2 separate regions of the Homo sapiens genome follow, and region 2 is linked to region 1. Evidence: chromatin loops called from intact Hi-C (ENCODE). Cell type or tissue: PC-3. All regions are shown on one strand. Links, peaks and the distances in the headings refer to the core of each region. The heading gives the core; the rest is flanking DNA.

Region 1 (16,413 bases), core at 3,741-11,740:
TTCCTTCTTCTATAAATAAATTAATCAACAGCAAATTAATTCAGCAAATATCTACTGGGAACCTCTCTGTGTTAAGGGCCTTAGGGGTTTCAAAGATGCTAAAAGCCTAGGGATTTTCGAAGATGAATCAAACTTTTGGAGATCTTATTCTCAGAGAATTTATGGAATGGCAGAGTAAATATGACAAGCACAAGCATGACTCTATGGAATGTGCAAATCCATATGAGAGACATGTCTAATATTCTACGGAGGTTCAAGGAAGGCGGCGATTGCTTCAATTTGGAAGTCTCAGGGAGAAACAGGGAAGGGCGCACGAAGGAACTAACATTTGGCCAGGGAAAATATGAAATGATGAGAAAAGGAATATTTCATATAAAGAAAGCAAACTGAACCAAGCAATGCAAGGAATTGCGGCACATAAATAGCAAACTGTGAGCTGTATGGGGGCATAGGGGGAAATTAAAGTTGGAAAGGTCAGTTTGGGCTCAGTTACAAGGTGTGGAATAAGCTCAAAGTCTTAGACTGTATTTTACAGCTAATAGGGAGTCAGTGACAATTTGTGTGTGTGTGTGTATGTGTGTATGTGTGTGTGTGTATGGTAATGTTATAATAATCAGAGCCCTGTGTCGAGAATACTAGTGAAGCTATCAATGAACAGAAATTTATTGAGTATCTACGCATTGCAATGCACTGTGCTAAATACTGGTTTGGTACAAAAGAAATATATCACATAATCCCTGATTTAAAGATCCTACATTCGGATTAAGGAAACAAATGCCATATTCAAAGAAAGATAATGAACTATTGAGTTATTTTATAATTAATTAAATAGTGGCACTGTTAATCCTTATTTTGGTTTCTATTGAGTGAAATCTTGAGTCTTCTATGTTGAAATGGCTTGTTACCAGATTGTCTCTTTGCTCTCAGTGTGTAATCTATTAGCTGATTCTAAGTTGTTGTTTCTAAAAGAGGTATTATATAGTAAATTAGAGTGCTTCAAACCCACTACCCTGAGTGGATTTGTGAAGTGGATTTAAAATTTTCCGGTCTCCCTCTCTCCTCACCTGTGCCGTACATCTAGCTGAATGGAGATTCTTTGTTTTTCTCAATGATTAATTGTATCTTGTACTGTCCTAGAACCTGATATTTAATTATCCCAAAATGCTTTATGAATATAGATTATGTGTCTCCAGAATCATGTGAGTTGGCCAGGGATGTTTGTTGAGTGATTGCTTCTCTAATCAATGTAAATTTTGCCAGAGACAGGCAGTGACTTTATTGTCTGACTTTCAGCCACAGCTACATCATGAAAGTGGAACACTACCACAATGTGCCATTTATCTCAGGCCACAGCTGATGCTTTGACCAATGTCAGCTGTTAATTTTGTTTAGTTCCTTATCAGCAGGCACACATATGTGTGTGCATGCACATAAACAAACACATTGACAATACAGACGACATAAAAGAAGCTTTCTGTTTTTGTTTTTTGTTTTGTTTGTTTTATTTTATTTTTGGGCAGGACCACAAATAAATTGCTTGCCTTTTGCTGGTGGGAACCTTGAAAAAATATCTTCATCTTTGTTTTCATTAATACCATCATCACTACTATCATTATCAACATCATTATCAAAACTTTACTAAGTACTACCCATGAGTAGTGTTTGTGTTAGGACACTTTGTTCTCTATAAAAGGGAGACATTTAGAATCTGTTATGGACAGGAGATGCCATCTCTGTATCAATAGACTATTCTGACAGCAGAAGTGGCTTGCACTCCTGCCCAGCTAACTTTGCAAGATGACTAACTGGGATAAGGAGCTTAGCCTGAGGCCACAGGATATAACACGTGTAAAGTTGGGACCTATACTTTTATATGGGTTAGATCTTGTTCGCTCTGTACATGAATCCACTGGGCTAATTGCCTAGAGGCAAATAAGGACCTGAGAGTTTATGTATTAGGTGCTGATGAAGGCACTGGACATCTCAAAATAGCTTGCTCCCTTGAAACCTTTCTTCATGTATTTCCTCCTTATAGGAAGTCCTCCTCTGTCTTTTTCAGCCATAGACTAAACCAGCCTTAAAATTGGCACAGACACAGGCCCACACCTGGACATTATTAGTCTGCCCAAAAGAACTCGGTCTGTGAACCGATAAGAATTTAAATAAAATGGTTGAAAATCATATTTCTTCCCTTGCTCTAATGTTTCTACAGGTCTTTATGTTTTCTGGGTTAGCAGCCGTATTGCTTAGTATTGTTGAGTATGGAAAGGGTTTGTGAAAATGTTGTGGGCTGACAGATGTTTTGAACCTCTCTATCTCCCCAGCTGCACCAGATCTAACAGCCTGAAAGTGATTTCCCTTTATGATATTTCATACCACATTGCAAATCTAAATTGAGGCCTGTTTCCTAAATACATTTAAATATTAGCTGAATATAAAAATGTGAATACAGCCAACAATCCATGAATACGCAAATGTATTTCAAAACATTCTGCACCCTGAGAATCAGAAAATGGCATATCTGGGACAAGTGAAGATGGATACAAAAGACCAAAACAGCAACATGCCTATCTGTGTATCTAAGCGTTACTATTGTGTCTATCGCCATAGTACCTGGGCCTTTTGTTGAGAAACATTTCTGCTCCTTAATGATGATAAACTCAGGAATATGCAGAACAAGAGAGCTAATTTATAAATAACGTGAATCTCATTTATAACGGCCAGTATCAGGAGGCCATTATGTAGATGCATCCAGATCATTAAGTGGCAAGGTTGGCAACATTACAAATTCTTTATCCAGTGTGCAAAGGTTGGAAGAGAGTGGGAGAAGAGAAAAGGCATAAGAGTCAGGTGTTCTTTTTTGTTTTGGAGATCCAAAATGTGATGAGAACACCTCAGTTTCAGATTTTAGCATCTTGGTTCCTATAATGCATTGCAACACTTTGTAATCGAGGTCTTGATTTGCAGACCCGCTGATCACAGGTATACTTTCTTTCAGAAATTCATTTCTGGCAGTGAAAGAGGTATGGATAGATTGAAAAGAAAGCACATTACTATATCATGGCTTTGTCTTTATTGTGGGTTACATAAAATTTCTCATTTACATAGTTACCAAAGATGCAACAAAATCCATGCCAATACGCTTTGTAAGACATATGTTGAAAGCCATCACGGTTGTTGACTGGGACAAAGTTGAGCCCAATTTCAGAGTATTTCCTTCAACTTTTTCATAAAAAAAATTCTTGTCCTCACCCCTTTTTTTCCCGCTGAGGCTATTCTCAGTGTACGTTACAAAGAATATGAATTTTATAATCAGTCCCCAGTATAGGATAGGTGCCATAAACAGTGATTAGTTGAAAGAGTAATTTTTAGTGGGTTATGAACTACTATTTCACTTAAAAAAATAAACACCTGGCTGGGCACGGTGGCTCATGCCTGTAATCCCAGCACTTTGGGAGGCTGAGCCGGGTAGATCACCTGAGGTCGGGAGCACAAGACCAGCCTGACCAACATGGAGAAACCCCGTCTCTACTAAAAATGCAAAATTAGCCGGGCGTGGTGGTGCATGCCTGTAATCCCAGCTACTCGGGAGGCTGAGGCAGGAGAACCGCTTGAACCTGGGAGGCAGAGGTTGTGGTGAGCGGAGATTGCACCATTGCACTCTGGCCTGGGCAACAAGAGTGAAACTCTGTCTCAAGAAAAAAAGACAAACAAACAAAAACAAAAACAAAAATAAAAAAAACTACCCCCAAATCAAATGCAATTATTGAATAAATCTCACAACTTGAACTATTTTTAATTTTATGTTTCTGTATTATTTTTGATTTTTATCTCTATATTTCATTGGAGATTGTTAGCCAAATAGAAATTCACCGTAAGAGGGCTTATAATGTTTGTTTTTCTCTTTAAAGGATGAATGGGATTTTCTTTTTTAACATATTTAAAATAACTTGTAGATACTTCCATTCTCCTGACATTTATCTAACGTGGTCTGTACATGTACAGAGTCAAGAGGAGCAGATGTTCTTCGTATCTGAGAAATCCAAAAGGAAAAGTGCTGCTTTCCTTTCCGCAGCTCGCTAGATTCTATGCCAAGGTCTAGGAATATAGTAGTGAACACATGACCTGATTCTTGACCTTGCTGTGCATCAAGTCTAGGGCAGGCACAGTACCAGATTCTGTAAAAAGGTGAAAGTTTTAAAACACAGGTGTGATCTTATGAAATTGTCATTTAGAAAGGGAGAAAGGCCTATTCATAGAAACAGATAATTAGCCATGTAATGTAGTGTGTGACATGGCAGTGGAGATATCAAGCACTACCAGTCCTCAGAAGAAGATATTTCATAATGAGACTTTCAAAGAAGACTCTATGGGAGAGGAAGGGACCGACTTGGATGTTGGGGAAGATTTTGTTTGATGAATAAAATGCTGTTATTTTTTGTTGTTACAATTTTTTATGGTAAAATGTTGTAGTGGATGGCCAATCTCGTGCAATGGATGGGGGCAAGTTTCAGTAATGTGTATTCAGAGGGTATTATGCAGCTCAACGCAAATGGAACAGAATTTATGTGGGAGGACAGTGTGAAAAAAGTTTGCCTGACTAGTTTGAGCTAGATGATCAAGGGCTTTGAATCTCCTGTTAAGAAGTTTATACCATGCAGACTATAGGAGTCCATTAAAAGTTTGTCTGAGTAAAATAAAATTAAATGATTCAGGCTTATGTATTGAAGAGCTAATAGGAATCTTGTGAGACCATCACCTTCTAGCCTATGTCCTCATATAACAAAGTATTATACCAACCAGGATAGATAGCATTTCTTCTGGAGCATTCTAATTCCCTAGCCAAGTAGATTACTATGTTCTTTCAATTAAGATGTGGACTCTTTGCAATCCCACTTGAACAGATCACATTTTCAAGAATCAGGGCCTAGCCATGTTTATCTTGGACCATTTATGGGGTATCTTTGATTACCTCAGACACTTGAAAGCCTGGCGTTTGTCAGAGGTTGATATACTGGTCACCCTGCTGAATTTCAGCACATTTTATAATTGCAATACAGGAAGATGAAATGAAGTAATAACACTCCACTTTCTCACATGACACTCTTTCTTACCCATCTGCTCTGATGTCTCTGTAACAATATTATGAAGTTCTATTTGACATGATGATCCAATGATGATCAGGGTGATTCTTACTGCAGTGATTTTAGTCTTATCTCCTGCATGCCTTTTTCCTTCCAGACACTGTGCAAGTTAAAGCAAGGTAAGCATTATTTCCTTTTTAAAGTACATTAAGGATGGGTAGTGGGCAGCCAAGGGGATAAATTAATTGTCTGCTTAATGCAGCTGAGTGCATTATCTTACTCACAAGTGGAAATCTTTAACTCTCAGGTAGCAGCACAATGGGAAAAACCAACCATGTACTTCTTCGAGATTCAACATATGCAGAAGTGGGGCAATCAGGGAGGCCTTGGACAAAAGGGAAATGTGGACATTTGTTGAGACAGAACATGGACCATGTTTGAGACTGTTTGGTACTTACTTCTTTTTATTTCGATAGCTATATCTTTGGCTATTTTCTGGCTCAGAGGTGAGCTGCACTCACTGTTCTCCAAGATACTCATTCAGTTTTACCAGGCAGGTCTCTGTGATCCTTAGAATTTGCAGCATATTTTCCAGCAGAAGCGCTGATATCCTCACCTAGAATACCTTCTCCTAAGTTCTTGCTCTATGTATGTCCCACCCATTCTTGAAGCTCTGCCCTCTCCAGGACACTTTTCTGTGTCTGTGCTAACCCCCTCGCTCATTGGTTTCTCCCCTTAACCACCCACAGTGGCTAAGGTCCTGCCGCGCCATCTGCAATTGCATTTTATATGCTTGTTCTCATTTCTGGCTGCTCAAAAGAATCACCCATGCAAGAATCTTTTTATTTTTTATTTTTATTTTTTAATTTTGAGTCATTGGCTTTCAACTTCACTCCACATCAGAATTAGCTGTGGAATTTGCAAAAATAGAGAAGCTGCACCTAGAGATTGGGATTGTCGGTGGCCTGATCTGCACTTGTATGAAGTCTTGCAGGTGATTCAAAGGCATAGTTAAGGTTCAGAAATTTTGTTTTGATATGTTTTGCATCATTGCCTATTTTTGTTTTATGTGAGTCAATCTCTTTTTTTGTAACTAGATTAGGAGGCACTGCAGTGATGGTGGAGAATTTTCTCTCACAGCATTTGCATTATCAATAGTATAGTATATTGCTTTGGTTAATACATTTTTGCAGAGATTCTGGGAGAAGATATGGCTCTGACCCCAGAAATGCTTCTCTAGGGTGGTTATCAAGCAATTCTTATCAGGACAGACATGCAAAGACGCCCCCTTTTCCCCCAGCTCTCTCAGGACACACACAAGCTCGTGTGCGCGCACACACACACACACATCAAGAGAACATTGTTTTATTAGCAGCAGAAGCCTGAAGGCATTTTTAGATATTTTTATTTGAGAATACAGAATTTATACGCATGACAATAACTCCTGATGAAAATTAAAATCTAGGATGATCTGATCTTTGAATCTACATCTAGCCCTGGTTGTTTGAGATTTACTTCAGAAAAAGGTGGAATTTCAGATTCTTACCTGAATCTCGGAATAGACCAAAAGGAGGCAAACAGCAATGGGTGTAGCCTGTTCTTCAAGCGCTTCTACCCCTATGGATTCTGAAAAGAATTGAAATCAGGTGGCGGAAAATTTCACCTTCCCCCACACGCGCCTTGGTCTTCCCTTTCTATTGCTGTGGGTTGTTTTGTTTCTTCTCATAGTGGGAGAGCATTGCTGTGTACTTCTGTATATGATCTGGAAACCCACTGATTTAGGGAGTGGCGATAAAGATGCAGCCACCTTTGGAATAAGGGCAGGGGACCGTTCTTACAATCTCTTCTGCAACCAGGCTGGTCAGGTGAGCATGGACATGCCACCTCCTGGTCAGAAAGAGGAGCCCTTATTTTCCTGTAACAGGATCCCTTTCGCCCTAGAAAGTGGAACCAGGTGTTTTTCCAAACACTGCCTTCTGATAACAGTGCCCCCTGACCTCCTCCTAGACTCCCAAGAGTCCATCCACTATCCCCTCCTCTTTGAGCTTTGCTGTTCTGAGGATTTGTTAGTCTGGGCTCCAAGAAGTGAGAAGGGCAAAGCAGCAGCATTTGAAAGGCTTTGCCCTTGACTTGCTTTTAGGTCAGAGAGTCTGCTTGTTTGGCTAAGCTACTTTTAGGCCTCCTTCCTTCTTCCCCCTTGGCATGGAGGGTAGGCCTATTTTCACATATGCGCTCAGACATGCAGAAACAAACGCCAAAATGAATTAACTGGAATAGCCCTATTAATTTATGCTTTGACAGTAATGACCTTAAGACACAGAAGAATTATATATTAATTTGTTTCTAGTATATAGCACTGCTAAGTTAACACATTTAGGAGAATCCACTTCCCTGTCTCCAGCTGTGAGGGTAAATGAGGCCGACTGTGGCTGGAAGAGGTGTTCATTTGGGCAGTGCCCCACTAGATGGCAGGGTGGCTTCAGGGATGGACCCACTGCTGGCGGCTGCAAAACACCTTGTTTGCAGTCATTATTTGACACACTCAAAAATCGACAATTTTTCTCATGTTGTTCATTTGGAAATTATATTTAAACTTATTTATTTACATGAGCACATACATAACATGTATATTTACAAACAAATATGCCTACACTGTCCAAGATAAGGGTGTTTAAGAAACAATGCTTTCCCTCCACCAGCCTGGCTGACTTCTCTGAGACTGCATCCTTCTGCAGACCCCCAGTGGCTCCACACCAGGGCACACACCACCACCCAGCCTTATTGAGGCTGGGAAGGGGAGGGATGATTTTTGAAAGTCAAAGGGCATAATCCCTTCCAGGAGGGAAACTGTTTTTAACACATGGTTTGGTCAGTTAGGGGAACTCAGGAAAAAAAAAAATAAAGTGGAACAATAAGCATTTTACATTCATGCCCTCCCTCAGAGGGAAGATTAAAAGTAAAACCAGATTAGAGACTTGAATTTTATTCAAATCCTTTCTCCTCTTTCCTCTCCCTTGTTCTCTAATCTCTCCTATTCTTTTGCCTTCCTGTCTCTCCTGTCTTTGTTCCTATTTCTGTCAAATCTCCCTCCTCTTTCTTTTCCCTTTTCTCCTCAGTCTGAATTTCCACATCTCCCCTTTCTCGGTCTTCATTCTCTCGGAATTTGATGCTGTTGAGCTGCCTCTGATCCTGCATCCCTTTATGCAGCCCTTTCCTGTTAATGAATTGTTAAAATTTCATAGGGTTCAGTGACTGTGCTTTTCTCTGCTCCTGGACACTGCAGCTCGCAAGCTGCTTTCCCTCGGAACAGAAAAGTCACAGCTATGAGCTGGCTGACTACTCCTTGTCTGTAAACAGTTTTCCAGGATTTACACATTCAGTATGCAGGAAGGTCTTTCATTTGTTTGTTTGTTTGTTTTCCTTATTCAAGTTTAAGCAGGATTAGAATTTCAGTTAATGAAGGCTTCTGAAAAATGGTGACTCCATTCATGGCAGAGAAAAGTGAGATTCTAGCAGTCTTCCAAGATGCCTGGATTCTGCAGTTTTCTGCAGTGGAAAGATCTTAGGAAATCAGTGCAAGCCGAGGACTGTTTGACTACATTTTCAGAACGAGATTCTTTGTAGCACCTTCTGCCTCAGTTGCCTAGCAGGCAATCCTGTACCAAAAATTGTAGCTTTTAATGTATTTTCTTTTCAGATAAAATTAAAGTTACCTTCTTGATTGTTCTTTAGTCTAATTACACCCACAGGTTTTTGTGGTTGAATGTGCCATCTTCTCTTTTGGTTGGAGGATTCTTGCCTTAGGAATAATGTGTGGGTAGAAAAAAATAAAACACAAAACTCCCCAATAAATTGCAATCTAGATTAAAAGTGATCTTCTGCCTTAAAATCTACATATAAAATATGTAGGCAATTATATGCAGTTCCGTATCATGTGCAAATATGGTTATGACCCACTTCGATATTTTACATAAAGGTGTGTATTCTTCCGGAAAATTATGTTGTCTTCACATCTCTGACCCACTACAAGTTTTACATTTTACTAATAATATCAACTAAATGTTATTCCTCCCTTTATTACTTTGCAAAATTGTTGTTGATAGTCATTAATATATCTCAGGCACTTGAGATTCCGAAGTTCTTTCAAAAATTTCTGGCAAAGTTATATTAATTGGAGTTTCTTTGTTAAATATCTTAAATTTCTAATAATAGGAAAGCTATACATAGTATGCACATTATTTTCATTCGTAAAGAAATACTGCTTACACAGAACATCCTATTCTTTAAAGATGTTGGGTAACTCGATATTTAATATCCTCCCATCTCTTTTATTTTCCATTCTTTAACTTCCTTTTGTCCTGACTTTTCTCTTTACGTCTTTTCTATTCGTCACTGTGGTTCTTAATGAGAAATTTATGTCAGCAGTTTATCAAATAAAAAAGGAGAACCAGTGAATTTCCTTTTTCATCTTAGCATTTTCTTCAAACTAGAGATGCTGACCATTTGGAAACTGGTAGATAGGTGCTGACATTTTGTAAATTTGTGCCCTTACCATAAACCTCAACGAAGTCCTCTAGATTATTCCAGGGAAATCTTTCTTCTAAGCCAATACTGGACACATTTAGAGATCTAAGAAAAAATAAATTGTTCTCCTTCTGGTCTACTGTGGCACGCTTCCTGTTAGGAGAATAATTGAGCAGTTTATTTTAATCAGGAGCTCTTTTCAGAGCGGGGTGCTGGAGAGGGTTAATTGCTAGGGTGAAACAACTATGGGAGTTCAGCTTACTGGGGTGCTAATTGGGTAATAGGTGAACATAAATAGTGTGGAGAAACAGGAAATCAGAACATAGGAGGGAAAATGTAGATGTTAAGTTCCACAACCCTTATAAATGTAGTTAAGTCATAGGTGCTGCAAACCAGGTAGCAAGCTGTTTTCCTTTTGAAAATTTCAGGCTGCACGGCTTTGGCCACAATAGGCTAGGGAGGGAAAGGGAGGTGAGTTTCCTATTGAGTAAATAACCTTAGCTGGATCAGACAGTGTGGTTTTGGGTCTTCAGCATCATTGACGTGTGTTCAGGTAAAGCAGCTGTCTGTGAAGCTGGGCTTACTCTCAGTTATGGCATGACCGGAAGGCTCCAAGATGACCCCTTTCTGTATCTACTGAGAGTTTGTGCATCTTTTAATGGGCTTCAAAGCTGTTCAACTCGCAAATGAAAGTTAGGTTGAAATCATGAACATTTTTGGAAAAAAAAAACGTGGTGAATTGTTTCCACTTTTAAGTGTACTGAATTGAGAGCAAATCTCTTCAAGACCAGTTTAGAAGGAAAAAAGAAACTAGAATAGTGATCCGCAATCTTGGCTCCAAGCGAGAATCACCTAGGGAATGTTTATAACTCCCTGTGCTTAGGCCAGGCGTGGTGGCTCACGCCTGTAATTCCAGCACTTTGGGAGGCCGAGGCGGGTGGATCACGAGGTCAGCAGATCCAGACCATCCTGGCTAACACAGTGAAACCCCGTCTCTACTAAAAATACAAAAAATTACCTGGGCGCGGTGGCGGGCGCCTGTAGTCCCAACTACTCAGGAGGCTGAGGCAGGAGAATGGCGTGAACCCAGGAGGCGGAGCTTGCAGTGAGCCGAGATCACGCCACTGCACTCCAGCCTGGGCTACAGAGCAAGACTCCATCTGGAAAAAAAAAAAAAAAAAAAAAAAACTCCCTATGCTTCTAATAAAAGTCAGGGCCAGGTGTGGTGGCTAACGCCTGTAATCCCAACAATTCTGGAGGCCAAGGCAGGCAGATCACTTGAGCTCAGGAGTTTGAAACCTGCCTGGGCAACATGGCAGCACCTTGTCTCTATCAAAAATACAAAAAAATAAGAAATTAGCTGAGCGTGGTGGCACGTATCTGTAGTCCCAGGTACTTGGGAGGCTGGGGTGGGAGGACCGCTTTAGCCTGGGTGGCAGAGTGAGACACCGTCTCAGAAAAAAAAAAAAAAAGAATAATGGCTATCTCTTGAGAGGTTAGGTACCATCTGATCTGGGAAGGATGTCAGATGACCTACAAGATTAGTTTTGCCTGTTCTTGAACTTCATATAAATAGAATGACAAAGTATGCATATCTTTATGTGAAGCTTCTTTTGTTCAACATAATGGTTGTGAGATTTTTCCATGTGGGTCCATATCAGTAGGGATTTTATTGTTGTTGCTGCTGTCTATACATTATCCCATTTGTTCATCTATTCTCCTGTTGGTGGACATTTAGGTTGTTTCTAGTTTTTAGTTATTGTTAATGAAACTGCTGTAAATATTATTGTACATCATGTTTCTGATGGTCATATGCATTGGTCTTCCTTGGATATATAAGTGTAATTGGTGGACCATAGAGTTCTAAGACGTGTACCAATAAAGTAATATACCCAAAAGCTCATATTATATATATATTTAAAAAAACACTCCCTGTGCTCCGGCTGTGCTCATCCCAATTAAATTAGAATCTCTGAGGGTGGGACTCACACATCAGTAAACTGTAAAATACTCTGGGTGATTCTGATGTGCAGTCAAGGTTGAGAAGGATGGACTAGAGAGAAAAGCAGAGTTTAGAAGAGAGCATCTCTCCTGTAACTGTATGTGAGATATCTTGGAGGCATATCTTGGAGATATTGCACGTTTGGTTCTAGATCATCATAATAATATGAGTCACACAACTTTTGGTTTTTCAGTGCATATAAAAGTTATGTTTGGCCAGTTGCGGTGGCTCACACCTGTAACCCCAGCACTTTGGGAGGCTGAGGTAGGTGGATCACTGGAGGTTAGGAGTTCAAAATCAGCCTGACTAACATGTTGAAACCCTACCTCTACTAAAAATAAAAAAAAAAAAATTAGCCAGGTGTGGTGGCACATGCCTGTAATCCCAGCTACTCGGGATGCTGAGGCAGGAGAATCGCTTGAACTTGGGAGGTGGAGTTTGCAGTGAGCCGAGGTCACGCCATTTCACTCCAACCTGGGCATCAAAAGCAAAACTACATCAAAAAAAAAAAAGTTACGTTTACACTATACTGAAGTCTACAAAGTGGGCAATAGCATTACACCTAAAGAAACAATGTACATACCTCAATTAAAAATACTTAATTGCTAAAAAATGCTAATAATTATCTCCCTATTGCTTGTTTACCAATTAAATTCAAGTCATATTCTAAATTCTTTGCTGTCATTTCCACAATGTTCATAGCATCTTCACCAAGAGTAGATTTTATCTCAAGAAACTACTTTTTTTTTGCTCATTCATAAGAAGTAATCTTCTCTGCTCAAGATTTACCAAGAGATTTTAGCAATTCAGTCACATCTTCAAGATCCACTTTTAATTCTAGTTCTCTTGCTATTTCCCTCACATCTGTAGTTGCTTCCTTTGTTGAAGTCTTGAACCCTCAACGTCATCCATGAGGGTTGGAAGCAACTTCTTCCAAACTCCTGTTAATAACATTTTGACCTTCTCTCATAATTCATGGAGGTTCTTAATGGCATCTAGAATGCTGAATTTTTTCCAGAAGGTTTTCCATTTGCTTTGCCTATATCCATCAGAAGAAAGATTATCCATGACAACTATAGTCTTATAAAATATATTTCTTAAATAATAAGACTTGAAAGTCTTCTTGATCTTTGGGGTATAGAATAAACACGTTAACAGGCATGAAAACAACATTAATCCCCTTGTACATATCCATCAGAGTTCTTGAATGGCAAGGTGCCCTGTGACTGAAAAGTAATACTTTGAAAGGAATCTTTTATTTTAAGCAGTAGATTTCAACAGTAGGCTTGAAATATTCAGTAAACCATGGCATAAACTGAGCAGCTGTCATTCAGGCTTTGTTCCATTTACAGGGCACGAGCTGGGTAGATTTAGCATAATTCTTAAGGGCCCTAGGATTTTTGCAATGGTAAAAAAGCACCAACTTCAACTTAGGTTACCAGCTACATTAGCCCCTACTACTAGAGTTAGCCTGTTCTTTGAAACTTTGGAGCCAGCCATTGACTTCTTTTCTTTTCTTTCTTTTTTTTTCTCTCACTCCATCGTCCAGGCTGGAGTACAATGGTGCGATCTTGGCTCACTGCAACCTCCGCCTCCTGGGTTTAAGCAATTCTCTGTCTCAGCTTCCCGAGTAGCTGTGATTACAGGTGCCTGCCACCAAGCCTGGCTCTTTTTTTTTTTTTTTTTTTTTTGTATTTTTAGTAGAGAAGGGGTTTCACCATCTTGGCCAGGCTGGTCTTGAACTCCTGACCTCATGATCCACCTGCCTCGACCTCCCAAAGTGCTGGGATTACAGGCGTGAGCCACCATGCCCGGTCAACTTTTTCTTTATAACCGTGAAAATCCTAGACAGAGTCTTCTTCCCACAGAATGCTGTTTTGTCTACACTGAAAATATGTTGTTTGGTGTAGCCACCTTCATTAATTTAGCTAGATCTTCTGGATAACTTGTTGCAGCTTCTACATCAGCACTTACTGCTTCATCTTGCACTTTTATGTTATGGAGATGGCTTCTTTCCTTAAACCTCATGAACCAACCTCCGCTAGTTTCAGACACTTTTTTTCTGCAGCTTTCTCACCTCTCACGGCCTTCATAGAATTGAAGAGAGTTAAGGCCTTGCTCTGGATTAGGCTTCAGTTTTTGGAAATATTCTGGCTGGTTTGATCTTCTATCCAGACCACTAATACATTCTCCATGTCGGTTGTTTCTCTTTCTTATCATTTGTGTGTTCACTGGCATAGCACTTTTAATATCTTTCAATAATTTTTCTTTTTCATTCAGAACTTGGCTAACTACTTGGTGTGAAAGGTGTAACTTTCAACCTATATTGGTTTGACATGCCTTCTTCACTAAGCTTAATCATTTCTAGCTTCTGATTTTAAGTGAGAGACTTGCAACTCTTTCTTTCACTTGAATACTTAGAAGACATTGTAGGGTTATTAATTGGCCTATTTTCAATATTGCTGTGTCTCAGGGGAGAGGGAGTGAGATGGGGGAATGGCTGGTTGGTCGAACAGTCAGAATACACACACACTTATTGATTGATTATGTTTATTTTCTTGAATGGGCACAGTTCGTGGTAACATCAAAGATTACTGATCACAGATCACCATAACAGATATAATAATAATAATAAAGTTTGCCAAAATGTGACACAGAGACATAAAGTGAGCACATGCTGTTGACAAAAATAACTCTAGTAGAGGTGCTTTACACAGGGTTGCCATAAACCTTCAATTTTTTTTTAAAAAAAAAAACGCAGTATCTGTGAAGTATAATAAAGTAAAGCACAGTAAAATGAGGTATGTCTATAGTATAATTGTTTTGTGCTTTAATGTCATACTTTTGAACTCCTCTAAGGGATAAAGAGTTTGCAGGGAATGCAGACTTATTAGAAAGCAATGTAATTATTGTGCTAGTGGCTTAGGGAAAGAGTTATTTTTTAGACTAGAGTTAAGAACTGAGTAAGAAGAATCCTGGATGAGTGAGAGAGGGGACTCAGTCTCTCTTTGTTTAGAGTGAGAAGGGTGAAAATATATGAAAATGTTCTGTATTCTATACCACTGTACCTCTGAAATGTCTAATATGATCACTGGGTAATATCTCTTTACTACTCCTTCTCACCAGGAAATGCCACCCCGATTAATAAGCTCACGTCTTAGACCAGTCTGGGGTAGGTGCATTTGAACTTCAGAAAATCCATTAATTTCTCAAGGTCTCCTTCGTTTTATCTTGGGAGATTGTATTAATTTCCTATGTCTGCCAGTCACAATTTGTTTTCTTAGAAACAGTAAATTTGTTTTCTTACAATTCTGGAAGCCAAAGCCTAAAGTAAGTATCACTGGACAGAAATAAAGGTGTTGGCAAGACCATGCTCCTTCCAGTGGCTTTAGAGAGAATCTGTTCCTTGCTTCTTCCAGTTTCTTGTGGCTGCTGGCCTTCCTTGGCTTATGGCCCCATCACTTCAATCTTCTAGGCCAGCATTTTCAAATCTCTTCCTACTCAGTCTTCACACTGCTTTCTTCTCTGGGTGTGTGTCACATCTCTTTCTGCCTATTCTTATAAGTATACATGTGATTGCCATTATGTCCCATGTGAATAGTCCAGGATAATTTTCTTTACCACAGGATAATTTAATCACATAAGGGAAGACTCTACCATATACAGTAATATTTATGAACCCCAGGGAGTAGGACCTAATATTTTTTGGGCCATTATGCAGTCCACCACAGAGGTCTATGAGTTCTCCTTGCTGCTATGCCATATAAGGCTAATGTATTTGATCATTTAGCTCAGAATTTCCTCATCTGTTAAGCAGATGCCTCCTCAGACTCTGAAACTCACCTGAACCATTTTCTTCCTCCAATTTTGCCTAAGTAATGGGAACGGAGCTTCTGGAAAGTACTGGATGTTGGGATAGTAGGGATCTTCATACCTATTAGGGGAGAGAGTAGAATGTGTGCAGGAAGAAAGGAAGGAGGGAAGGAAGGAAGGGAGGGAGAGAAGGAGGGAAAGATGAAGAAAAGGAGGGTGGGATAAAGGAAGAAGGGGAAGGAGGAAAGAAAGTAGGGAGGGAAGGGGAAGGAAATAAATTTGTACCAATGAATTTTGACAGTTAGTGGTAGTCTAAAGACTATGATTATTGCAGTCACCTGAACTTGAGGTCCCCCAAATTTATTTCTGTAACCCAGTGCATTTTTTTTTGTGGTAATTTGTGACAGCAGCCATGGAAACGAATACAATCTCTCAAGGTAAAATGAAAGAAAAAGAATAAAGTAATAATAGCTGTTTATGAACCTTCTTTTGCCAATAGTTTTAACCTAATTTCTTCTAATCCTCTTCATCTGGGCTTCCAAATAGTATTTATCATTCACTAATCTATTCATCAGCCATCCATCCATCCATCCATCCATCCATCCATCCACCCACCCACCAGAAGTCACTCGTCAAGCACTAACTCTGTGTAAAGTATGAACATACAGTATTGTGTAAGCACTGGAATACAAACATAAATTTTAGGGACCTCAAATTCAGAAGACTGCAATAAACACAGTATTTAGTGTATTATTAACTGTCATAATTCATCGTCACAAATTTCTTTTCTTCCTCTTCCTTCCCTCCTTCCCTCCTGCCTTCCAACTGTCCTCATTTTCATATTATTCCCTTGCCTAGGCAACCATGAAAAAGCATTTATTAAATATTCTTAAATTTGCATCTTTGTAGAATATACATTGTTGATTTGCATATGCAATTTTACTTTTCAAAAATGTTGTGCTATGGAATTGATAATGTTTCTCAGTTTTT
Region 2 (16,413 bases), core at 4,949-12,948, 350 kb after region 1:
CACATTAGGTCCTTTGCATTGGCATGTAAGTTTTAGATAAAGCTTGTCATTTATTACAAAATACTTGCTGTGATTTTTGTTTGAGATTGCATTGAATCCATAGAACAATTTGTGGAGAAGAGGCATCTTAAAAATATTGTTGACTTCCAGTCCATGAACATTTATTTAGAACTTCTTTAATTTCTCTCAACAACATTTTGTAATTTTCAGCACATAGGTATCGCATATGTTTTGTTAAGTTTTCCCCCTTTTTATTTTGTGGGGCTTGATATCACAAATGGTATTATTTATTTAATTTTTGTTACCAATTTTTTTTTGAGATGGAGTCTCACTCTGCTGCCCAGGTAGGAGTGCAGTGGTGCAATCTCGGTTCAAGCGATTCTCCTGCCTCAGCCTCCCAAGTAGCTGGGATTACAGGCATCTGCCGTCACATCTGGCTAATTTTTTTTTTTTTTTAGTATTTTTGAAGAGATGGGGTTTCACCATGTTGGTCAGGATGGTCTTGACCTCCTGACCTCAGGTGATCCACCCGCCTCGGCCTCCCAAAGTGCTGGAATTACAGGCGTGAGCCACCGTGCCTGACCTTTGTTACCGATTTTTAAAATACTCATAGAATTACAATTGAATTATATATATAACTTGTGTGTTTCAATTTTGTTAAATTGACTTATCACTTCTAGTATTTTTGTAGGTTTCTTACTATTTTATATTTTCTTCAAATCTGTTTGTCTTTTATTTATCTGTGTTTTATTGATCATGATAAGACTTCTAGCACAATGCTGAATAGAAGTGGTGAGAACAAACTCTTTTTCTTATTCTTGGTTTTAAGTAGAAAACATTCAGCCTTTCACCATTAAGTATGAAGTTAGCTGCAGTTTTTGCATAGATGCCCTTTATCAGGTTGAGGAAGTTACCTCTGTTCCTAGTTTGTTGATGGGTTTTTCTCTTTTAAATCATAAATGAATGCTGGATTTCCAAGTGTTTTTCTGCGTTTATTGAGATGGCTGTGTGATTTTTCTTCTGCTTTTGTTAATGTGGTGTATAACATTGGAGTGTTTTTGAATATTAATCAAATCTTGTGTTACTAGGATCAATCTCACTTTGTCATTATGTTTTAGACTTTCTAAATATTGCTGAATTCAACTTGATAATGTTATTAGTAATTTTTTTGCACAAGTTCAAGAGAGATATTAATCTGTAATTTTTTTTCTTATAATGATCTTTTCTTGATTTAGTATCAAGGTTATGGTGACCACATAAAATGAGTAGGGAAGTATTCCCTTTTACTCCAGTTTCTGAAAGAGTTTGAAAGTTTATATTACCTTAGCTTTAAGTTCACTGATTTTTTTCTTCTGTAGTTTCTATTAAGTTTTAAGCTAAATACAGATATATATATACATATAGATGTATAGAGACATAAATATAAATATATTTCAGATATCATATTTCTCAATTCCAGAATTTTCATTTGCTTCTCTATATATGGCTTCTATTTATCTATTGAGATATTCCATTTCTTTCTCTGTCATGGTTTTTTTCCGTATAAATTCTTGAACATAATTATAATAGCTCCTTTTAAACCCTTAGTCTGCCAATTTCATCATTCCATGGTCGGTGCTTTATGTTTTTTCCTTCTCCCTCCTGGTTATAGGTCATACTCTCCTGGTTTTTTACATGTTTAGCATGTTTTGACTGTGTGTTGGGTATTCAGTTTCTATGCTGTTCAATAACTGAAGTTTTTCATTTTTCTTTGAAGAGTGCTAAGTTGAATTCAGGCAGGAAGTTAGTTTGCTTATAGATCAGCTTGCTTCTTTAAAGCCATGGTCCCCAACCTTTTTCCACCAGGGACTGGCTTCATGGAAGACAATTTTTCCATGCACATAAGATGGGGAATGGTTTTGGGATGAAACTGTTCCACCTCAGATCATCAGGCATTAGTCAGACTCTCATAAGGAGTGCACAGCCTAGATCCCTTGCAGGCACAGTACACAATAGGCTTCATGCTCCTGTGAAAATCTAATGCTGTGGCTTATCTGACAGGAGGCAGAGCTTAGGTGGAACTTCTTGCTTGCCTGCTGCTACCTACTGCTGTGCAGCCCGGTTCCTAATAGGCCACTGACCAGTACTGGTCCATGGCCCAGGATCGGGGACCCCTGCTTTAAAGGCTTAAAGTTTGAATAGAGTCTAGAGTAGACTTTACTCTAAAATTGTATAATCTTTGCTCCCAAGGTTGCTCCTTCTGAAGTCACTACTCAATACTTCAGCTATTCAGTAATTTCTTTCCACTGTTGCTATCACACCTCAGAATCTCCTGGTCCTGTGTGATACCCAGAAATTGCTTGGGTCACAGCTTCCCTATAGTTATTCTTCCCATGGCATTTGTTTTAGTCCAGTTTTGTAGAGCCTCACCCTGCACATGCTCTGACTACCATTTGTTTAAAGTTTCACAGGGACCCTATGCAGGTTTCTGGTGCTTCTTTGTTACCGGTACTATGCCCTGTAAATTAGTCACCATATAGTACCAAATTCTGATTTTTGTGCTTTACTTTGCAAGATCATCATGCTCTGCTTGAATTTTTCCCCATGCTGGGTCTGGAAAATGTGTCTAGACAGAAATATTGGACAATTATGGAGCTCTCTTCCTTTCTTCTCTTGGGTGTGTGGTCATGTACTTCCCTTTGTCCTGTATCTGAAAACTGTATATTGCATATGTTTTGTCCAATTTTATCCTTAGGAAGGCAAATCTTGTACCAGTTACTCCATTACGGTTATAAGCAAAGTCTCCATTGGATTTTACAAGATGTCATGTCAAAGTAGCAATGTGCTCCAGGGCTAGCGAATGGCAGATAGACTTACCATCCACAAATAACCTGGTGGGCATTACAATGAACTTATAACAGGTAGTTTAAAAGAAAATATGGTATCTGGGTAAATTATCACATAAGAAATTTGTATTATTATTATACTGTTTTTCATTTTTGGTTCTACCATGGAAAAGCAATATGAGAGTCCAAAATATAGCAAAACTCATGTGTGCTTTTCAGATGGCTGTTCTCTCTAAAATGTGAAAGGTAGCTAGGTCCAGGTATATGTTGCTATACAACATTTAAGATCACAATGATTTTATCATCTCATATCTGTCTAATAGTTATTTCCATAAAGATGCCAGAAGTAGTCCTGACCCAGGAATCCTTTAGAGAAATGAGGTTTGAACCCTCTTGTTTGGGGAATATTTATTTCTTCCAGAGAAAAGTAACAGTCTGATGTTCATTTGTTTAATTCAGCATACTGCATTCCAGGTTTTATACCTTGGAAATGCTCCTTTCTCACTGCTATTTCTCTACATGTACAAAAAATTAAGTAGTGTTATTCCTAATGACATTTTCTTGCAAATTGGCTTTTATGGCAAAACAATTATTTCCCAAAACAGAACCACTATATTTACACCTTCAGATTCTACATATAATGCAGATTTTCTCAGTATCATGAGTTTCAAGAGAAATAGAGTGAAGAATGCAGAATTTTGGTGCCAAATAGATCTGGATTCTAATCTTGACATGCCAATTACAAGTTACGCCACTTGAGGCAATTTCCTTTACCTGTCTCAGACTTAATATCTACATCTGGAAAATTGGAGTAATGAGAATACATATCATATAGCATCATTTTAACAAATAAATGAAGTCATATATGTAGCAAAGTGCCAGACACTTGCTTAATACTAGTGTTTACTATAGTTTAATATATTAATATGAAAACATAAAATTCCATAACAAATGGTTAAATTGAGAAATTATATACAGTCACACATTGCTTAATGATGGGGATATGTTCTGAGAAATGCATTGCTATGCAGTTTTGTCCTGTGAATATCATAGAGTGTCCTTACACAAACCTACATGGTATAGCCCACTACACCCTTAGGCTATATGGTATATTCTGTTGCCTCAGGCTACGAACCTGTACAACATGTTACTGTACTGAATATTGTAGCCAATTGTGACACAAAGGTAAGCCTTCATGTATTAAACATAGAAAAGGTACTGTACAAATGTAACATCAAAGATTAAAAGGTGATACACCTGAGAAAGGTACTTACTATGAATGGAGCTTGCAGGACTGAAAGTTGGTCTGGGTGAGTCATCGAGTGAATGTTGAGTGAATGTGAAGGTCTAGGACATTACTGTACACATTTATACTACTGGTAGTACAGTAGGTTTGTTTACCTCAGCATTACCATAAACACATGAGTAATATATTGTACTACAAGACTATGAGAGTTATGATGTCACTAGGCAAAAAGAATTTTTCAGCTCCATTATGGTCTTATGAGATCACCAATGTAAATACTGTTTGCCATTGACCAAAATGGCATTATGCGTATGCGACTGTATATATATATGTGTGTGTATATATATACACACACACATACACACACATATATATACATGCACAGATATATTCAAGAGCCAAGCAGCGTCTTAAGCAATACCAAGTGTGATGGTGAATTTTATGTGTAAACTTGACCATGGGGTGCCCAGACATTTGGTCAAGCATTGTATCTGTGAGGTCTGGTTGTATCTGTGAGGTTGTTTCTGGATGAGATTACTTGAATCAGTAGACCGAGGAAAGAAGATTGTCCTCCCTAATGTGGGTGATCTTCATCTAATAGTTGAAGGTCTGGTGAAATAAAAAGGCTAAGAGGGAACTCCTCTTGCCCAACTAAGCTGTGACGTCATTCTTATCCTGACTTTGAACTCAAAACGAGAAATCAGCTCTTTTTAGGTTTCAAGCCAGCTTTCAGAGTAGAACTTGTATCACTGGCCCTCCTGGTTCTCAGGCCTTTGGACTGGAAGTTTACACTAGAACTACATCATCTGCTTTCCTGGGTCTCCTGCTTACTAACTGCAGATCATGGGACTTATCAGCTTATCAGCTTCCATTATCATGTAAGCCAACTGCTTACAGTAAATGTGTGTGAGTGTGTGTGTGTGTGTATGCACACACAATTGGTTCGTGTCTCTGGAGAACCCTGATTAATACACCAAGTCTCTATAACTTTGGACTCTCACAAGTTACAACATAAGAAAAATTCTGCATTTCCAGGTATCAAAGACCCACAGTCTCGAGGCCTACATCCTGATGTTTGCTTAAATTCTTATCTTACCTGCTGTTACTCTGAAACTAAAAAGGATAATGACATATTTATTTACATGTGCTGAACAGTCATGAAGTAAGTAGCCTAGAGGGGGGGAAATAAAACTGCACCAAGAAACAATTGTTTTTCTATTCCAGAGGCCCACAAGATGAATTTATAATGTGAACAGTAGGGGGCCAGCCCATCTCTGACTTAAAATGTGTTTGCCTTGGGTATTACTCAGCCTTTTATGATACTAAATTGTCTTAGTCACCTTTAAATATAAAGCAGAGAACATTATAAAGGCATTAAGGTGAAGTCCAGGTACAATTATTCCTCAGACACATTTAGACTGCCCCATCAACAGGCGGTTAGCACTTGCTACAGTGGCACAAGTTACCAGAGAAACTACAGGGCAGAAGCGGATGCTAAAAAACAGGACATGAAGCCAAACACGAAATGCCACAATAACAAATAACCTTTCTTTAAAAATTTTTTTGAGATATACCCTGCTGATGAAGAAAAAGATAAATCTCTGTTGTCTGATTAAGTTTCTCGTATCAACTAATGGCCCAGGTTCTGCATCTGAGCCCTGCACCTGAAAAGTAGGCACGCTCTGCCCCAACAAAGCATCCATGTTTAGAGTTTAGCTCATGGATTCCCTCCTTGTTTAAAAGCAAAAAAGTAAGCATTCAGTTCCATCTATTTACAAAGCATTGTTTAAAGAATTTTAAGGATGTAAATGTGATCAAGATATAATTCAGTCTCTCCAAGCAGCTTAAAATTCACTGAAACATTTTAACCAGCATTTGTTGATCATCATCATGTGCCAGGCTTTGTTCTAGGTAAAGGGGCTGCATAGATATATATGACACATTATCTGTTCTGGATAAATGCTTGCACTCTAAGGGAGAGACACACGAGATAAATGAGTTTTATAAAATAGAAGTACATACAAGAAGTGAAAAATGGAGAGTGGGTAATTCAGTCTGGAGGGAGAGATAGATTTGTTTAGAAATTAAAAAAATTAAGATGAGAGAGTGGGAAGATGTGCTTCATGGATCCATCACCTTTCTATAATTCATGTTTTTGTTTTAAATCGTATACAGTGTGCAATTAAAGAGTCATGTTGCTTACATCCAATCCCAGCAAGTGGAAACTGGAAATCCTCTGCCGCTTGACATGCCTCTTCTAGTTTCAGACCTAAAAAACCTTTTCCTCTAAGCTTCTTCAGGATGCACGGCCTTTTACATACAATTTACCTCTAAAAACCACTGATCCTTCGTAGGTGCTTAGTGCTCAGACTAAGCGTTTCTGGAGTCCATTGTGATCATGTGTGGGATCAGTAGGAACATCAGGGCCCTGGTGATACAGAACACTAGTTGTCACTGCCTGGCTTTATTTAAAGGAAATGAGGTAGGCTTCCTCTGTAGAGCTCTGAAAAGGTTGACTATATAGAGGTCTTGTATATTTTTACTTGATCAAGTATTTCTCACATTTTTTGTTATCAGAGTACCATTCCAATCTCTTAACTTGCAGTTGTGTGGAAAACTGTTTTGTAACAAAAGATCTTCATTGGGGGATTGAGCAGCATTTAATAAAGTCTATGTTTGTATTTTGCCTTAAAAAAAAAAAGAAATAATTTACTTTTCAGTAGCTAAGGAAAGAACATTTCCTTAGAGTATGAAAGGAGGCATGGAATACCTCTAAATAGAGAATATATAAAATGACGATTTTTGAGTACCCATTATTCTTTGGCCAAATTCACAAATAATAAAATGTGGATATGTGTAGTAGGGAGAGATAGGTGTATATTAAATATGTTCCTGGCCTCAAGTGATTGTTAGGAATTACAAGAGTTCTCAGAGCTTAGTTTGCTCCCAAAAAAATAGGATATATAAAAAAATTATGCACCAAAATTAGTGGACTTCTTTTTCAGGTTTCACTTTATGTAAGATTTATAGATAATTTAAATATAAAAAAACATGTAAACATAGCTGGGAGGTATAAGACAAGTGGTGATATGAAGATTCTACTTACCCCTGGGATAAAAACTGGCTAAATATTAAAGATTTAAAAGTAAAAGTGCCCAATTTTCTGCATCAGGCTCATTTAATTATTGGTTCCTCAAACTATCCAGAAAGATATCATTTAGAAGTATATAACTCCTTATTTGGGTGCACAAATGGGACATTCATTTTACCGTCAACTCAACCAATCAATATATATATTTTAAATTCAATGCTTCATATATACAAAGCACTATCCTAATTGTCATAAGGACACTAAAATAGGCATAAACTTTGCCCCCCAAAAAAACTTGTCACCGGCCGGGCGCGGTGGCTCACGCCTGTAATCCTAGCACTTTGGGAGGCCGAAGCGGGTGGATCACGAGGTCAGGAGATCGAGACCATCCTGGCTAACACAGTGAAATCCCGTCTCTACTAAAAATACAAAAAAAATTAGCTGGGCGTGGTGGCGGCGCCTGTAGTCCCAGCTACTCCGGAGGCTGAGGCAGGAGAATGGCGTGAACCCGGGAGGTGGAGCTTGCAGTGAGCCGAGATCGCGCGACTGCACTCACTGCAGTGAGCCCAGCCTGGGCGTCCAGCCTGGGCGACAGAGCGAGACTCCGTCTCAAAAAAAACCCAAAAAGACAAAAAAACTTGTCACCCAGCTAAAGAGTTAAAGAAAATCAGATATGTCTCTACATAAACACACAGATATATACACATACATATATACATACTTTTACCTTGAAACTAAAATGAATACACACAACACACACACACACATATATATATATATATATATATATATATATATATATATATATATATGCGTACAACACACAGAATTACAAGAGGGGGTGGATGCTTTTATGAATGCGTTTGTCATGATACCGGCTGCAAAGCTTAGAATTGCAGTTGGACCTTAAGGGGAAGTAGTATTAAAAGGAAGCTCTGAGTGTTCTTAAGGATGAGGCATTGAATGCTTACCCTGACTTGAAAGGACAGTCTCTGTACGGGACTACTGGGAGAGGGGCTTGGATGTAAATCTTCAAATACCTTGGAATTAGGGCTGAGAAATATAAATTTTATCCTGTGAGCAATGGGGAGAACTTAGAGGATTTTGAGCAGGGGAGTTATTTATTGAAGAGGACACTTTTGGATGTGGAATCTAGGTGAACTATGCAATGTGATAGTCAGAGAAGCAAAAGCAAGCAGTCAGAATAATGAGGAAAAAAATACAGATTTAAAACTATGAAGGTCAGAACTAAAGGCTCCAAAGCAAAGTGCCTGGACCTGTCTCACTCTTGGAGTTAATCTGAGGCTTCTGAATGTCATTTCCTTTCCACTTGTGATACTTCTTTTTCTTTTTTTTTTTAATACTCTCATAGATTTGATTATAAAAACCTACATTCTACATTCCTACGAAGCACAGATTTTGGAACAGACATTTTTTTTTTCTGATCTTTTCATACCGAAAGACCCAAACCAATTCCCCTAGACAAAGATTTACTTAGATCTCCAGCCCTTCCCACTAAGCTCCCATACTATATTCCCGAAATACTTGCCTAACTGAAACTCACACATTTAAAGGTTGGGATTTTGTAGACAGTGGGATTTAAGAAGTTTCTCTGTGTTCATTCCCCCATCCCTGGTTAGCCAAGGTCATGCTTTCTGGGAGTGAGGCTATAATCTGTCTGGAAACAATCCAAGACTGCTGAGCTTTCAGAAAGAAATAGTGAGAACCTTACCAACATGCACATATTGCACATAGTCCTTATTTTAAAGAGAATGGGCTTAACAGAAGTCCAAATCCTCTGTTATATTCTCATTCATTAATCTGGTACTATAGTTTATAAACAACAAGTGACAGGGAAAATGACACTGCTGAGGAAGTCTGAAACAGAGATGCTGGACTTCAGGTCTATCAGAGCTTTACAGAAGTATGCAATCTAGGCAGAAAAGCATTCAAGAAATAACTATTCAATGAGTCCTGCATTTTCCTCTGGTCAAAAAAGGAAGCTCTCCCCTTTTCCGTCCTTGCCCTCCTCCTTTTTTCTTTCTCTATCCTCCGTCTCCCTTCTTTTATCTTCCTTGTTATCCTCCTTTTCTTTCTCCATGCTCCCCTTTCTTCTTCATGTCCCTCTTTCTAATGAAGAAAATAATTTTATTGTCTGGTTTCACTAAACAAAAGGTTGAGTACGGAGTGCATTTTTCTGGCTGTTGCCTTTTCTTTCATATCCTTTAGCAAAAAAGGACCTTTCCCTTTAGAAGCCCAAAGGTGGAGCTGTTGCAAAAGGAGAAAGCCAGACAGGCCAGCCGCGCCCGGCGGGGCCACCAATGCGCACACAAGCCACACACACAAACGCAAACACGTACATGCTGGGTCTGCACCGAGGAGCTGCAAATCCTGGAGGCTTTGCTTCCAAAATATAAACATTTCCCCCTTTTTTTTCCCAAAGAGAAATAAAAATCCTGATTACAGCAGATGCATTACTGCCAAATTGTGCAAAAAAGAAAAAGTATTAAGTGTCCGCTTAACCCCCTTTAATTGTTAATTCCATGTACTTTACTAGATTCTTGTATTATCAAAATAACTGCAGGGAGAAAGGATTCAAATTTATTTAGGTTCATTAATACCACCATTTATCAGTGTAATGTCCTATAGATAATGATTGGAGGATCATTCTATTTTTTCTGTATAGTGTGCTGAAATATCTATCGGGATGGTTACATTTCAGTGGGAAAGACATAAAACGAATGCGCATTTCAGCAGCTGGAGAGAAGGCCTCTGCTTTTACATTTGGTGACATCTCACAACATTTTCCATAGAAGTGGCATTTATCTTTTTGGGTGTTAATATGATATTTTGCTTTCAACATCCTGGGAAAAAGCAGCAAATTTTGAAAACCCATTTTATGGAGAGAAACACACAGAAATTGCTGTGTTGTTCCTCCCAGAGATAAGACAAATTATCTCTATCGTGTTTCATAGATGCTTAGCTTGTGGCTTTGTCTAGCAGTTTTGGCTGCTCTGCTTGAAAAACAGAAAACCCCCATTCAATCATTCGCCTCTTCCTTTGCCTCTATCCCTAGAGCAGAGGCCTTCAGCTTGATATCTCAAAAGCTGGTGAAGCAAACATTTTAGCCAATTTCAAAGTGTCCTCATTTACTCTGAAAATATGATTTTACCCTCATGACTTTAACGTTTACTTTGAACTTGGAGTTGCTGGAATAAACAGGGACAAAGTAACCTGAGATGTTTTACGCCACTGAGAGAAAAAGGTATTGATCTTTTTTGCCTCTGGAAAAAAAAAGGTTTCAATAATTTCCAGATATACTGGAGATTGCATTGCTATCTTTAACTAAAACATGCCACAAGACAGAAACCAATTATTTATTCTCTTTAACCATAGGTCCACCTTTGTCTTAATGTATTCTGATGTCCCATTTGCAAATTGGCAAGTTTGTTCTCAGTAACACTGTAGGCGTACGTGCGTGTGTGCATGCTAACATGCTTGAATGCAGGCACGGTCGTGAATTTATTCTTGGCTTTGCTACTGGTGACATTTAAATATGGGTTTATGCCAGGTAGTTAAAAATATATAAAAGGCTGAGTTATACCAACCCAGCCTATCATGTGTGTCCCCAAGATGACTGAGAAGGGAGTTTCCAAAGTGGTTTTATTTATGCAGCTTGGGTGCGCTACGAAATAGGACTTAGGAAACAGGGGCTAAAGCAAAGTAGAGTAAAATGAGATGCCTTGAAAGGGAAAGGGTTTCGGATGCGGAAATAAAGCAACCTCATCCTATTACAAGAATACTTGAACTGGCTCAGTCCCTTCCTTATTTCTTACTCTCTTCTGGCTGTTTCAAAAGGTGCATCTTATTGCACGTCTCTGGGGCTTTTCCTCTGATCCAGACCTGGCCTGCATTCTGTTCTTTCCTTTCAGACACTGCTGGTCTCGAAGACATCTCCTCAGCAGCTTCTGCCATCTGAAGCTGTCTGCCTTCAACTCTGTCGTGCAGGCTTAGGCTCCTTGAAACTGTCATCTTAAAACATATTTATTACTTCCTCATACTCGGGCTTTTTGGTGCCACATTCCTTCTGCTGTTTGATTACACGGGGCAGAGGCAGTGTTATTTTACCATCTGAATTAGTGCTAAGAGGTGCTGTTAGTGAGAAGCCTAACGAAGAGGTAGGCATAGCATAGGGCTGCCTCCCAGAGAGTCCAGGGAAGGGTCGGGCTGCTGATGTTAGGTGATAACTTCATGCGGCTCTGAGGCTGGTGGCAGGGGCACCCAGCCTTTCCTTTCCTGTTACTGTTTATGCCGTGCAATGCATCTGATGTGAAATGGATCCAATGTGAATGTGTCTCCCTCTCATCTGTCTGATAATGTACCCAGATACCTCAGGTGGCAAGGCTTTTTAGACCATTGCCTTCATTGGCTCCATTCTGTGCACTAGTGGACTCACTCAAAGAACAGAGGGGAAGTTGTTTTAGAGTCCAGGGAAGATGGATGTTCTGCAGTCATTTCCCAACAAAATGGTAGACTTGCCAAAGCCTTACAGACAAGATTGATCTAATCCACCATGAACAGAGAAACCCATTTGCACATTTGTATTTGCAAAACTCTCGTTGGTGTCTCATGACCTAGTTCCAGTTAATCCCATGGCACTGCATGGTCCTCTCAGTAATTCCGGTAATAAAATCACATTTCAAGGACCCATGAGAGATATACTGAACCACAAAGTTAGTGCTAGAGTGCATCCTGTAATGACAGAAGTCATATCTCACAGACAATGGACAACGATCAAAACCGATTTGACTTTTTTTTTCCTTTAAACTTCTCATGGCTCCATATCTTCATTTGTACCATTGCTTCTTTGACTATGGTTGCCCTTTGATGGATAACATTAAGTGAATGAGGGGGAAAGTGACTGCCAAATGTGTCCCAGTGCAATTTTTGACAGATGCTCTGATATGAGCTGCTGTAATAATGGACAAGGAGGGAGAGAGCTCCGAAAGGATTTTAGAGTTCAGCTTTGGTTCAAGAAGTATCATTAGTCACATGTGAGAAATATTAATGTTTTTCGTTAATTCCAAAGAAATTTCCAGATTTATGTGGATTTCCATGCTTTGTATCATGGTGGAAATTCAATGAAGACTGAGAAAGGAAAAGAAACTGACATTTTTTGAGTGTCTACTAAATGTCAGGCACACTGATATGTCTTATATACATCAGGCTGTTGAATCTAAAAAAATCATCTCAGCAACCATGCAAGGCAGATATTGCTATCCCCATTTTACACATGTAGAAACTGAGGCTCAGAAGGTTAAAGGACTTGACAGAGGCCCGGCCAGTAGCAAATAATAGGTGGCAGGACTGAATAATGGAAAAGCAACACTGAGATCGATGTTACCTTTTGATAAAAAAAGTATACCTTGGGGTGCCAGTCTATCAGGAAAGCAGATTCACAGGTCTATGCTTGCAGGCATCCTGACAAACAGATCATCATCAAATCATTAAAATCTCAAGAGATCAAATGATAAAAGGTACGGACAATGAGGTGCAATCAAGCAAAGATACCTTGATGAATTCTACTTGTTCCTCAGGGTTGCAGGAATAGAGAAAAGCATCACAACCTCCCTGGATCTACTTACTCATTCCTCTGTACAAAGGGCCAGCTGAGGACCAGGGCAATCCGGAGGAGAGTTCACCCAGAGCACTCTCCAGGAGCCATTTCTGAAGTGGAATACAATGGTTTTGCCCTATTCTTGGCTAATCCTTCCTAGCAAAGGCAGAATTTATATTCGATGGGGAAATAAAAGGTTAAGTTACTAACACCCTCCTGGACATGAAGGATGGAGTCAGGTTTCAAATGTCATTAAATTTTCACCAAAGATGAGAGGAAGTGGAGGACTTAATGTTGAATTGCTGTGATTTTTAAATCTCTGTTCTTATTCTTTATGTCTTAAGAAAGAGATGGGTCAATGCCCTCAGAAGCAAAGGAAATAGAAAAAAGTATAATGAAACACTCAGATAACTAAATAAAGCATATGGGAAATATAAATGGTGTTTTCTGAGCAATGGGAGATCCAAATGACCCTTTTTGTTTTGAGATTTATATGTCTGCATATCACAGATGCCCTATTGCTTTATTCATACTGTTAAGAAGGAAAGGCAGTGCCAAACCATCAGCAGCTATCATTAAATCATTATAGAAACACCACTGTTAAAGAGATAAGACTTTTAAAAAGACACATATACACATACACAACATGGTGCAACTTTATTTAACCAGAACCCAGGGACCTCACTTTTTGTATTGCCTGGCCAACACATAGATTCTTCAAAGCTGCTATTTTAAAGAAATAAATACACACAAATAAAATTTATTATTTATTTATTTTTCCAGCCTGATCACTATTTGGGGAACTGGATCAAAGACACATTTAGAATGGGTTTAGGGGCACCAAATGCATCAGAATGAGATGCATTTTTTATACCAATGCTACATTCAAGGATGCCAAACTGATCACTACATATGTATCTATTGATTAAATAGATTTTAAGAAGAATTCTGATCAGGGACACTCTCATCTTCTTTGAGTCCAGACACCATTTTTGAGGGTTTCTCTCTGCTAATTAGATTGCATATACTTTAAAATTGTCTGGAGGGGCTCTTGTATTCAGTGCCAATTTCCACCAAACATTCTATAATGTGTCCTAAATCAAGGCAAGAATAGGTGGTAAAAATATAATCTGCCATCAGACAACTACAAAGAATTGTGATTTCAGAGAGTTGCTTCATCCTAAAGAAATGGTGTCTTCTTATATCAGATTTGTAAGGCAAATACTGTGCTTATGTTAGCAAACATTATGGTGACATAAAAATCCTAGGTCTCTTGTCTCTTTTGTTAATGAACTTTCCTTAGTCATTAAGATTACCCATCTTTATAAATGGCTATGTATAAATTAGCACGATTTGAAATAAATTTTACACATCCATTGAAGGGCAGCTCAAACTTCATCTCTTCAGACCTTAACAATCTCCCCAACCCCTGACACACCCCATGACTTTTGCACTATTATCACTACTGTTCACTTCACTATTTGGAAATTGGCAAAGATTTAGACCTTAATTTAACTCAACATGGTTTTGGAACCTCAACTAGATGCTAGACCCAATGGTTGAATCATGATCTTAAGTTTTCCTTAATTCTTGTGTAGAAACATTTCCAGCACAGTGTTTCACACTCATTTATTAATTAATTCATTCTCTTCTTTGTTCATCAAATGTCATTGTGCACCTGTTCTTGGTGGCTATTGAAGGTGCAGTAATTACATTCACAGAAATGAGATATTTACAGCAATATAATCTACAGAAAAATAAAAAGAATACATTTACAGAATAAATGTGAGTGTCTCCAGTCAGTGTAGGGAGAGAAGAAACTCTGATAAACAACTTTGTTCATGGTAGTGGCAGACAGCAGAGTTCTCCGAACATTATGTGATATCCCACATGAAATTTTAACTAACGAAGTGGTCTTGTTTGCAAATACATGCCATTGGGCTGAGATTTGCAGAAAGCCCAGGACACTTACATTGTTTACCAGATGCATCTTTTCTATTTATTGACCATTCCACTATTTTTGTATTTAAAAACCAAACAAATAAACAAAGTTGGCAATTATTATTTTTTTGTGTGGATGTCCTAGAGGAAAGACGAATTAGTCAAAAGTTGGAAGTTCATTTTAGGTGTCACGGACCAAAAGAAGATATAGGTGGAGAAGAGTTATGTTATGAAAGTTTAAATCATTTCACCAAGTTTAGAGTTACTTATGGTGAGCATGGAATAGTGGAAGGAGGTGGAATGGCAGGCTGAGGTGTCAATGATTTTCTGATGAAAGACTGCATTGTTGTTGAGAAGGAACTTTAGGTGGTGGGTGGACATGCTGAACAACCCTGCAGATGCCATGCACATTATCATCTGCATGAATGTTGCTTTGTGGGGATGTACAGTGGAGCTGTGCAAGGCACAGCCTACAAAACCACCCTGCATGGATCTGATCTTAGGGTTGATAACTAGGTATTACCATTAGGACCATGTTGAGGTCCCATGTGTAAATGTTTCCATCCAGGGCAAAGAAGTTATTAATGGTTAAACTGTGGAGTGAATATCTGTAGAAAAATCCATTCACCTATCACTGCTCCAGCAAATTATGTTTCTTCTTTGAAAAATGTTACTGTTCATGTGCATATTCTTTGCTTTTCTATCCCTTGGGTGCCACATACTTGATGTGAGGCTTTTTTCCTTTCCTTTTTGGCAATTAGAGTGCAAAGGTGCCCATGAGGACTGAGGGTTTGGCAGAATTTTACTAGTGAACACAGGGGTGCCTACTGCTGGCAGACAGCACCACAACTTATTTTGAAAACATTCATTTGGGCTAAAAATGATAAATCTGTATTTATCTTCTTAAAATGCTCCCAAAGGGGAGGAAAAAAGAAAAGAGAGTCTGGATTTGGAAAGCACATAGACCAGAGAGAAGAAGAAGGCAAAATCTGCTTTTCCCAATAATTTATCTTCTTTGATACTTCCCAGTGGGCATTGGGTACAGTTCCAGTCTGTGTTTTGAAAGATAAAATGAATATTTCATTTAACCTGCTGTATTCCAGAATATGTAATATCCAAAGCCTCATTGTGAAGAACCAGAAGAGGCTGCTGTTCCTCATCTCATATAAACCAGAAGAATATTTTCCAAATAAAAAACAGTAGATACCATCCCTGAGCGTTAAAGTAGCCCACACTTGATAGTTCTATAATACTTTCTACCAATTCTTTCTGGTTTCTAAGATGCTATATATATTACCTAGGACCATTTCTCCTCAATGTTTAAATCTTTTAAGAAGTAATTATGTATTTCAAAGATAAAATGGAATGAATGGATGATTCTTGGACATCGATAAGAGAATCAAGAGCTCAATTTCCTCTAAATTGATAATTCATTCTTGAAAATTATAATCAATTAGAATACAATTGTATTTTGGTAACATGTTAATGAATACATAAATGAATATTATTCTTTATAACCTAAGTAAAAGAACATGGTTTTTTAAAATTTTTCTTTTTTGTTAGTTAAAGGTCAATGACTTTATCTTGTTTTCTTATACAGTATTTATCCAACTTTAATGTGCATACAAATGAACTGGAGATCTTGTTAAAAATGCAAATTCTGATCTGGGGGACTTGGGTACGGCCTGAGAGT

What was found. Hi-C counts contacts between places; a loop is a spot of excess contacts. Peaks named below come from ENCODE experiments on the same cell type or tissue, not always from the same donor. Only the 100,000 strongest peaks of a DNase experiment are listed, where the experiment ranks them.
Region 2: a loop joins it to region 1, with 9 times the contacts of the local background. A loop is called at or near these places in 11 of 110 quality-filtered maps.

The regions. Positions count from the first base shown.
Region 1 is chr18:41,736,773-41,753,185 of GRCh38, reverse strand. No RefSeq gene overlaps it. Among named protein-coding and RNA genes, the nearest start is that of PIK3C3, 210 kb to the left of the region's middle. RefSeq lists enhancers at 7,788-8,287, 8,288-8,789. In PC-3, for the core only: a CTCF peak has its summit at 7,547 (motif pointing right); no DNase peak of the experiment used is centred there.
Region 2 is chr18:41,384,830-41,401,242 of GRCh38, reverse strand. No RefSeq gene overlaps it. Among named protein-coding and RNA genes, the nearest start is that of KC6, 130 kb to the left of the region's middle. RefSeq lists a silencer at 9,473-9,522. In PC-3, for the core only: CTCF peaks have their summits at 5,319 and 9,410; a DNase peak (open chromatin) is centred at 5,312; H3K4me3 peaks cover 811 bases; H3K27ac peaks cover 2,012 bases.